2 separate regions of the Mus musculus genome follow, and region 1 is linked to region 2. The links are chromatin loops, found by intact Hi-C in ENCODE. Cell type or tissue: heart. All regions are shown on one strand.

Region 1 (4,000 bases), 220 kb before region 2:
CAGAGAAACCCTGCTCAGTATGACAGATACAATCTAACCATTTGCAGAATGCCCACACCTGGGGCCACGGCATTCAACTTTGATGCTTTTTGTTTTGTTTTTCAAGAGCAGGTTTCTGTGTGTCACAACCCTGGCTCCATTTGTAAGCCTGGCTGGTCTCAAACTCAGAGATCCGCTGCCTCTGCCTCCCAGCGCTGGGATTAAAGACCCACACCACCTCGCCCAGCTTCACTTGATGGTTTGATGTCTACCGCAGTTTGTACTTCTACTGGAGCTAGGTGGCCTCCCTTAACAGTTTTTAATCCCTGAAAAACAAAGTGCTGAATGCCTCCTATGACCCAGGAACTGTTCGAAGCAGTAGCTGAATACAATTAACTCTAATTGCAACTTAAACAAAATACCTATCCAATTTGCCGGAAGCTCTGAAGGCAGGAGATACAAATGGGGTTAGTTTATTGAGTCTTGATCAATAAAATTCAGCGTAGTGTATCAAATGAAGAAAATACTTTATGTAGTGGGACAGAGGCACACATCTTTAATCCCAGCAGATGGCTATGAGTTTAAGGGCAACCTGGTCTACACAGGGGATTCCCGGCCAGCCCTAAGACTACATAGCGAGACTTTCTCAAGAGGGAAAGATTGGTTTGGTTTTGTTGGGTTTTGTTTTTTGAAACCCTGTCACCCTATAGCCCAGGCAAATCCCCCAGTCTCATTGCCACATCTGCCTTTGTAGACTCCTTAGCTGTATTCCATTCTTCCATGGCTCAACCTGACCATTCCTAGAGGAGAACACACTAACAGTGCCTCTTGCAACAACACACCTAGCAGGCAGGCTCCCTCGGACCTGCTAACCCGTTCCTCTCCCCGTTTCTTTATTCTTTTCCTTCTCTCTCCCCACGTTCCTGGACCCATGTCCCCGTTCCATTAAGTTGCTTCCCCTCGCCTTCCTCCGTTCTGTTTCCAGCTGCTACTCTTGTATCCGGCTCCCAGAAACAGCTGGCCCGGGACTCTCATGCCTTTTACTTGGGGAACCCAAAACGTGGGAAGCAAGCTCTGTGGAAGCTACCTTTAGCTCTCCGCCCTCGATACCCCAGTGCAAAAGTGGGCGAGGACACCCAGGAGGGCCAGCATGACACCGAGCGGGACCTAGGTCCTTTCCCATTCGGCTTCATGACAGCTGCACCTCGAGGTCACCTCTCAGACCCGCTCGGACCCTCGGGGGACCCTGCCGCAGCGTTCCACCAAGCCTGACCCTTGCTTCCCCCTCAGCGACCGGCCCTGCGCATCCCCAGCGCCGCTTCCCGCACTCCCGGCCCGCCTCACCCGTCCCCCGGCACCTCCCGCAGCTTCAGCCCCAGGGCCTGCAGTTGGTTGGCGAAGCTCACAAACTCTTCTTCGCAGCCGCTGCCGCCAGGATCGGGCCGGTTCCGCCGCTCCTTGGCCAGCGCCCGGCGCGCCGCCCGCTCGTCCCGCTTACGCTCCGCCTCGGCTCTGCGGCCGCCGCTGCCCGGCCGGCTCTTCGCCGCTTGCTTTCGGGACATGGCTGCGGCGGCACACGGCTTCGCCGCGGAAGGAGCCGAAGCCGGAGCCGGAGCCGCAGAGCCCGGGGCCGCAGCCTCAGCCGGCCACCGGGCGGAGCGGCGCAGGGGGACGACGCCTGGCGACAGCGGCGCGGCCACTGCGCCGGCGCGGTCGCCTGGCAGCCAGGTCACGTGGTGGTAGCTCCGCCCCCGGGGCGGGGCCAGCAGGCACCATAGAGAAAGATAGGAAGACTAGAGAAGCACCTGTTTTGTTGGTTATTTTCTGCCCCCTCGTGGTGGGTAGTGCTCAGTGAGGCGCAGTGGGACCAGACAGGTCAAGGATGACTGAGGATGTCAGAAGAGAGGCAAGAGCAAAAAAATGCGGAAAAGAAGGAAAGGGTGACCGGGCCTGGTGGCGCACGCCTTTAATCCCAGCACTTGGGAGGCAGAGGCAGGCGAATTTCTGAGTTCGAGGCCAGCCTGGTCTACAGAGTGAGTTCCAGGACAAGGAAAGGATGATAAGGGAATATGTTTGTCTAGAATGCGCTAATCCGCAATCAATTACAAACGCCTGCGTGCGTGCACAGACCCTTTAAAAACTCAGCCTACAGTAGCTAGGGAAATAGCTCAGTCCATATAAGTGCTTGCTCCATATGCCAGGTTCGACCTGAGTTCGGATCTCCATCACCCACTTTAAGAAGGGTAGGCCTGTCAGAGAGCCCCTGTGATCCCATCCCTAAGGAGGAAGAGACAGCCCACTGCACTCACTGCCAGGCAGTTTAGCCAATCAGTGAGCTACAAGTTGGCTTACACTTCAAGATCAGCATCCATCCTTGGAGGCCATCAGGACAGGAACTCAAGCAGGTCTAAAACCCCCGAGGCAGGAGCTGATGCAGAGGCCATGGAGGGCGCTGCTTACTGGCTTGCTTCCCCTGACTTGCTCAGTGTTATGTTTTATAAAACGGCAGTATAATGTGGCGGCAGGAGAACCTCAGCAGGCCCATTCCTCTGAGGACTCACCACCATACGACAGGCCTAGAACAAAAGGAAGTTTATCGAGGGAAGGGAAGGGAACCTGGAAAAGGAGTAGAGGCAGAGAAAGGAGGGGGACAGAGAAGGACAGAAAGAGAAGAGAGAAACAGAGGTAGGGTCCAGTCAGGGATATGAGAGAGAGAGATTATGGTTAACAGTGGTCTTCAAACCTGGCAGGGAGAAACGCAAGCTGTTGCTAGGTAACTGTTGGGCAGAGCCTAAAGGAATTGACAACACGCAGCCTGCTTTCTTATAGAACCCAGGACTACACGCTTAGGGATGGCACCACCCATAATGGGCTGGGCCCTCCCCCATTGATCACTAATTAAGAAAAGCTCTACAGCCAGATCTCATGGAGACACTTCCTCAACTGAGGAAGCCAAATAGGCCATTTCCTCCCCAACTTCCTTTTCGGTGATGATGTTCCCTCACAGCAATAAAACCCTAACTAAGACATCCTGTGACAAGAAATGAGATAGACCATGAACTCATTGTGCCTATGGTTACCCACACAAAATATCAAGTCAAGACGGTGATGGAGATTCCTGGGAGTGAGGGACGGAGTAAGTAAGAGTGTATAAAATCAAATGCATTTTTTTACATGGTTGAAGTTGTCAAAGGTGAGGTGTGGGGCTGGAGAGGTGGCTCAGTGGCTAAGAGCCCTTGTGATTCTTACAGAGGGTCTGGATTCAGTTCCCAGGTGCTAAGGTGCTTCATGACCATCTGTAATCCAGTTCCAGGGGAGCTGGGAGCTGGTCCTCTCTTCTGATCTCCACAAGCTCTGCATACACATGGTACACCCACACACACACACACACACATACACACATATACACACATACACACATACATACACATATACACACATACATACACATATACACACACATACACAGACACACACACATATACACACATACAACACATACATACATACACACATACACACATACATACATGCACACACATACATACAAACAACACACATGCAGACAAAACACTCATAAACAAAATAAAAATGTCTAAATCTTTTTTAAAACTAAGGTGGAGAGCAGGATAGGCTGACTCTGGCCTCCATCTACGTGCATACACAGGAGCACGCACACACGGACATGGTGAGCACTCATTGAGAGACATGCTTCTATGTGACTTGGTTTGTTTTTTTTTTTCCCAAAATACAGGAACTTCAACCACAAAAGTTAACTAGCTGAAAGGGCCACGCAGCTGAGAAGCAAAGCTCTGTCTGACTCTGGAGCCCAGATATTTCATTAATCCTGTCCTTCCCCCTTTAATCCAAAGAAGAAAGCAGAAAGAGCCCTTCAGTCCAATAATTGGGATTTCATCCTGGGATGGCCAATCTAGGTCTGCCTGGACTAAAGCTGTTTCTGGGACGCACACAACTTTCTGGTTCAAACTGATAGTGTTGGGGAAAACCAGGAGAGTTGTTT
Region 2 (4,000 bases):
TCCTGAATGATGTCTACACTCAGTCTTCTGGGGCTTAGGAAACGGTGGGAAAAAACAAAAACAGAAAACATATCTACTTTCCATGAGCTCACGATTTCATTCTTTCCTGATAATATTCATCTAAGGATATAATCCTAAGTTCTCGTAAATAATTTCCATGCAAGAAGTATAAAATATGAACCTATGTGTGACAGCACACACCTTCACTCGCTTCACTTGTGAGGCCGAGGCTGGCAGATCTGTTGGTTCAAGACTATGCAGGAGTACCAGTTTCAAAAACGGGGGGGGGGCGGGGGGGAGAGAATGGGATCTAAGTTTCAACAATAAATGTTAGTATAGAAGAAAGAGTCGGAGGAATTGGAGAGACAGCTCAGTGGATAATAAAGCCCCTGGCATAAAAAAAAAAAAGACTTGAGCTCAAATCCTCAACACCCATGAAAAAATGCTGGGGAGGGGGAGAAGGCCGATCAAAACTCAATGGGCAGCCAGTTTAGGCAAACTGATGCGCTCCAGTTCCTGTGAGAGTCCTGTGTAGTGGTGCACACCTTTAAATCCAGCAGAGAGTGTCTGAGTTCAGGGCTAACTTGGCTGACATAGTTTTCCTGGCCAGCCAGGTCTCCATAGTGAGGCACTGTCTCAATAAATAGGGCAAAGAGCTACTGAGGGAGGGAAGCCACTCATCATCGATCTCTGGCCTACACACCAATAGCTGCAGACAATCAACAAGAGAAAGATGGAGTGGACGAGGATCAGCAGAGAGCCTGAGAACCCCAAGGAAGAAATCCTGGGGGGGGAGGGATTCTCAACTATGCCACATTATCAGCAACGCGATTTCAGGCAAGCTCCTTCACCGAGCTCCAACTCACGACGAGACAGGTCATTTCCGAGCTACCGTGGCGAGCAGCGCGCCTAACATCTGCATCACCATCACTATTATATGGGACACCCCCGCCCCCCGAGCCTCCTTCCCCGACCCCGTGACCTCACAAAGTGTGTCGTCACAGGACGCGTGTCCAAAGAGACAACCTGGACTACCGAGGGGGCCGGCGGTGGCCGCGATCTATCTGACTGCGGCCATTCTTCCGGAGAATAACCCCCGGCTCCAACTGCAGACCCGAGGCGGGTTCGGATCAATGAGGCCGGGCACGACCGCAATTGCCAGCGCGGCCCGACGGAGGCGGTTAAGCGCCTTCTTCTATGACCTTCTTCCGAAGGCCGCTTGCTCCCGGCTGGGGAGCCGTCTGCGCTCCGGCCGGCTGCTCGCCTAACCCGGGGGACATGGGGCATGGAGTGACAGAGTTTCCCGGCGCGTCCCGCACGCCTTCCCACTCCCGGAGCACCGCTGCTTCCCCGGGCCTGCACCTCCAGCCACCTCGGAAACTCCCGCGCCCTTCGGCCCGTTGTCCTCGCCGCCCTCGTCGCCCTCGTCGCCCTCGCCGCCCCGCTTGACAGTCGTCACCTGTCAGCGCCCCGCAGCTCAGCGCGCCCCGCCGTCCAGACAGCAGCAGGCCGCGGCTTGACCCCTGCGGCTTCCCGTCCGCGCGCGGGCCGCTCGGCTCCAGCCCAGGGCCTACCAGAGGCAGATGAGCTCACCTAGCTTCACGACCGTGTCGGCCATGCACCGGTCCCACTTTCTGCCCAGCTCGGACTCCGACATGTTCCTCACTGGCAACTCCAGCACTCTTCACGGCCGGCCCCCGCGCTCCTACTGATGGCAAGTCTCGCGAGAGCCGGCCGCCACCATAAGCTTCCGGCCGGAGCCGGCGCGCCAAATATCGCGGGATCACATACGTCGTCCCTGGCTTCCGGCTTTTCTTCGCTCGGTCGTCAAGGTGACAGGTTGCCTGGGAGCCGGAGGTGACCCTGACCTTGGAGATAGCGGAAGGGAAGCGAAGACTGACTACATCCAGAGTACAGAAGGCCTTGTCTTTCCTGGGTTTTTCATATTTGTACATAATTATTTTGGCCATTGCCCTCCTCCCGTTCTACTGTTGCCCTCTTTCATCCTCCATTTTATACCTACTGAACCCCATCTTCCTCATGTGTGTATGTGTATATATGTGTGTATGTATATGTATACATGTATATATATAAAATATACGTATATTATATATCTATATTATATATAATAAAACATATAACAAATAAAATAATGTGTGTGTGTGTGTGTGTGTATATATATATATATATATATGTTATATACTTTGTTTTTGTTTTTGTTTTTTTTTTTTTTTGAGGCAGGGTCTCTCTGTGTAGCCCTGGCTGTCCTGGAACTCACTCTGTAGACCAGACTGGCCTTGAACTCAGAAAACCCCTGCTTCTGCCTCCCAAGTGCTGGGATTAGAGGCATGTGCCACCACTGCCCGGCATGTTATATGAGGGTTTGGTTTTGTTTTCTGTTTCTCTGATTGTCTCTGTTTTGTTTTGTTTTGTTTTTCAGAGACAGGGATTCTCTGTGTAGCCCTGGCTGTCCTGGACCTGGCTCTGTAGAGCAGGCTGGCCTTGAATTAAGAGATCTACCTGTCTCTGCCTTGTAGGGCTGAGATCAAAGATGTGCACCACTCCATCCACAGTTTAATTAGGGTTGTCTGCATGGCCACAGTCGGGGAGTATTTATTTGAGCATGAACGACTTCCATTCAAATGGATTTAAAAACAACCCCCCACCCTGCTGCATTTTATACAGAGTGTGTGGGTGCCTGCGCATGCCCTATAATGGCACATGTGGGAGTCAGAGGACAGCTAGTGGGAGTGGGTGCCCCTCCACCCTGTGGGTGCCAGGGACTGAACGCAGATCACCAGACTTAGAGGCAGTGCTATTACTTGCCGAGTGACCTAAACAGCCCTAAAGCGCAACCAGTGTTACTTTATAGATACTTCTTTTCTTCCACCCACTCAACCCCCTAACACTAGATAGGCGATAAGAAAGGATAGGGCAACAGGTGACGTTATCATTAGACTGTTTCCTGCTGATGAGGGGCATTGAGTTCCTTGGAGCAAGCTTGATCTTCTCCAGCAGAATAGCTAGTTTCTTATTGTTTCTTCCCACTTTACTACTTAACCAGCAGCAACCCACCAACAACCTGCCCCTTGAGGCCCTAGCATTTATAGACCCTTTGGAAAGTCCCCAGGATCCAAACGTCACACAGTCGCAGAAACCATCTGCAGCTGGCAGAATCACACCCCTGGTAGAGCTCGAGGCCACGTCAGCGCTGTGGACAGTCTGAAGCAGCCCTACATCCCACACCTGGGATTAAGACAAAAGCCAAGTCTTATTTCTGTGTTTTTCAAAGAAACCAAACTTCTCACTACTCAAATACCTCTCTCTCTCTCTATCTCGTTTTAAACTGCATTTGTCCCTGCTTCCTGGACGTCTGTCTCTCTGGCTACTCATACCTGCAAGACACCACCCTCCCTGATTCTGATGGTTTCCTCCAGCCCTCACCTTTCCCTGCCTGTTTAGAATGCGGATTCTCACACCTCCATCTAACCTCTATTATGTATTGTTTCAGATGAAATGTCTATCCCACCCATACTAGTGTCTGAGAGGCATTAACTATTAGTCCTTCCTATCAAACAATGTAAAACTTATGTTTACAGGGAATTTAAAAAATATATTTATTTATTTATTATATGTAAGCACACTGTAGCTGTCTTCAGACACTCCAGAAGAGGGTGTCAGATCTCATTACAGATGGTTGTGAGCCACCATGTGGTTGCTGGGATTTGAACTCAGGACCTTTGGAAGCGCAGTCGGTGCTCTTAACCACTGAGCCATCTCACCAGCCCCACAGGGAATTTTTTCAATCTCTCCCGACTTTGAAAAGTTTTATGCCAATGTTTTCACCACTCCCATCCCCGACCTTATAAAATTTGTTTGCAGTCTCAGAATTGAAGAGGTCAGCCCTTCCTTCCCTGGTCCTGCATTTCCCTTTTCTGCAATCATTTAAAGCTAGCCAATCACAGAAGACTGTGAGGTCAGACTTCAGCCAATGGAGTTA

The links. Hi-C counts contacts between places; a loop is a spot of excess contacts. Peaks named below come from ENCODE experiments on the same cell type or tissue, not always from the same donor. Only the 100,000 strongest peaks of a DNase experiment are listed, where the experiment ranks them.
Region 1: a loop joins it to region 2, with 4 times the contacts of the local background. A loop is called at or near these places in 1 of 42 quality-filtered maps.

What each region holds. Positions count from the first base shown.
Region 1 is chr4:138,912,287-138,916,286 of GRCm38, forward strand. Otud3 (OTU domain containing 3) reads right to left here and starts at 1,682. Exons shown (of 8, transcript NM_028453.2): 1 at 1,324-1,682. The coding sequence starts at 1,541. In heart, a CTCF peak has its summit at 1,814 (motif pointing left); DNase peaks (open chromatin) are centred at 1,113 and 1,735; H3K4me3 peaks cover 1,599 bases; H3K27ac peaks cover 1,122 bases.
Region 2 is chr4:139,129,329-139,133,328 of GRCm38, forward strand. It overlaps Micos10 (mitochondrial contact site and cristae organizing system subunit 10), which reads right to left and starts at 1,785. Exons shown (of 4, transcript NM_001163006.2): 1 at 1,594-1,785. The coding sequence starts at 1,657. In heart, no CTCF peak of the experiment used is centred here; DNase peaks (open chromatin) are centred at 1,013 and 1,773; H3K4me3 peaks cover 1,929 bases; H3K27ac peaks cover 2,027 bases.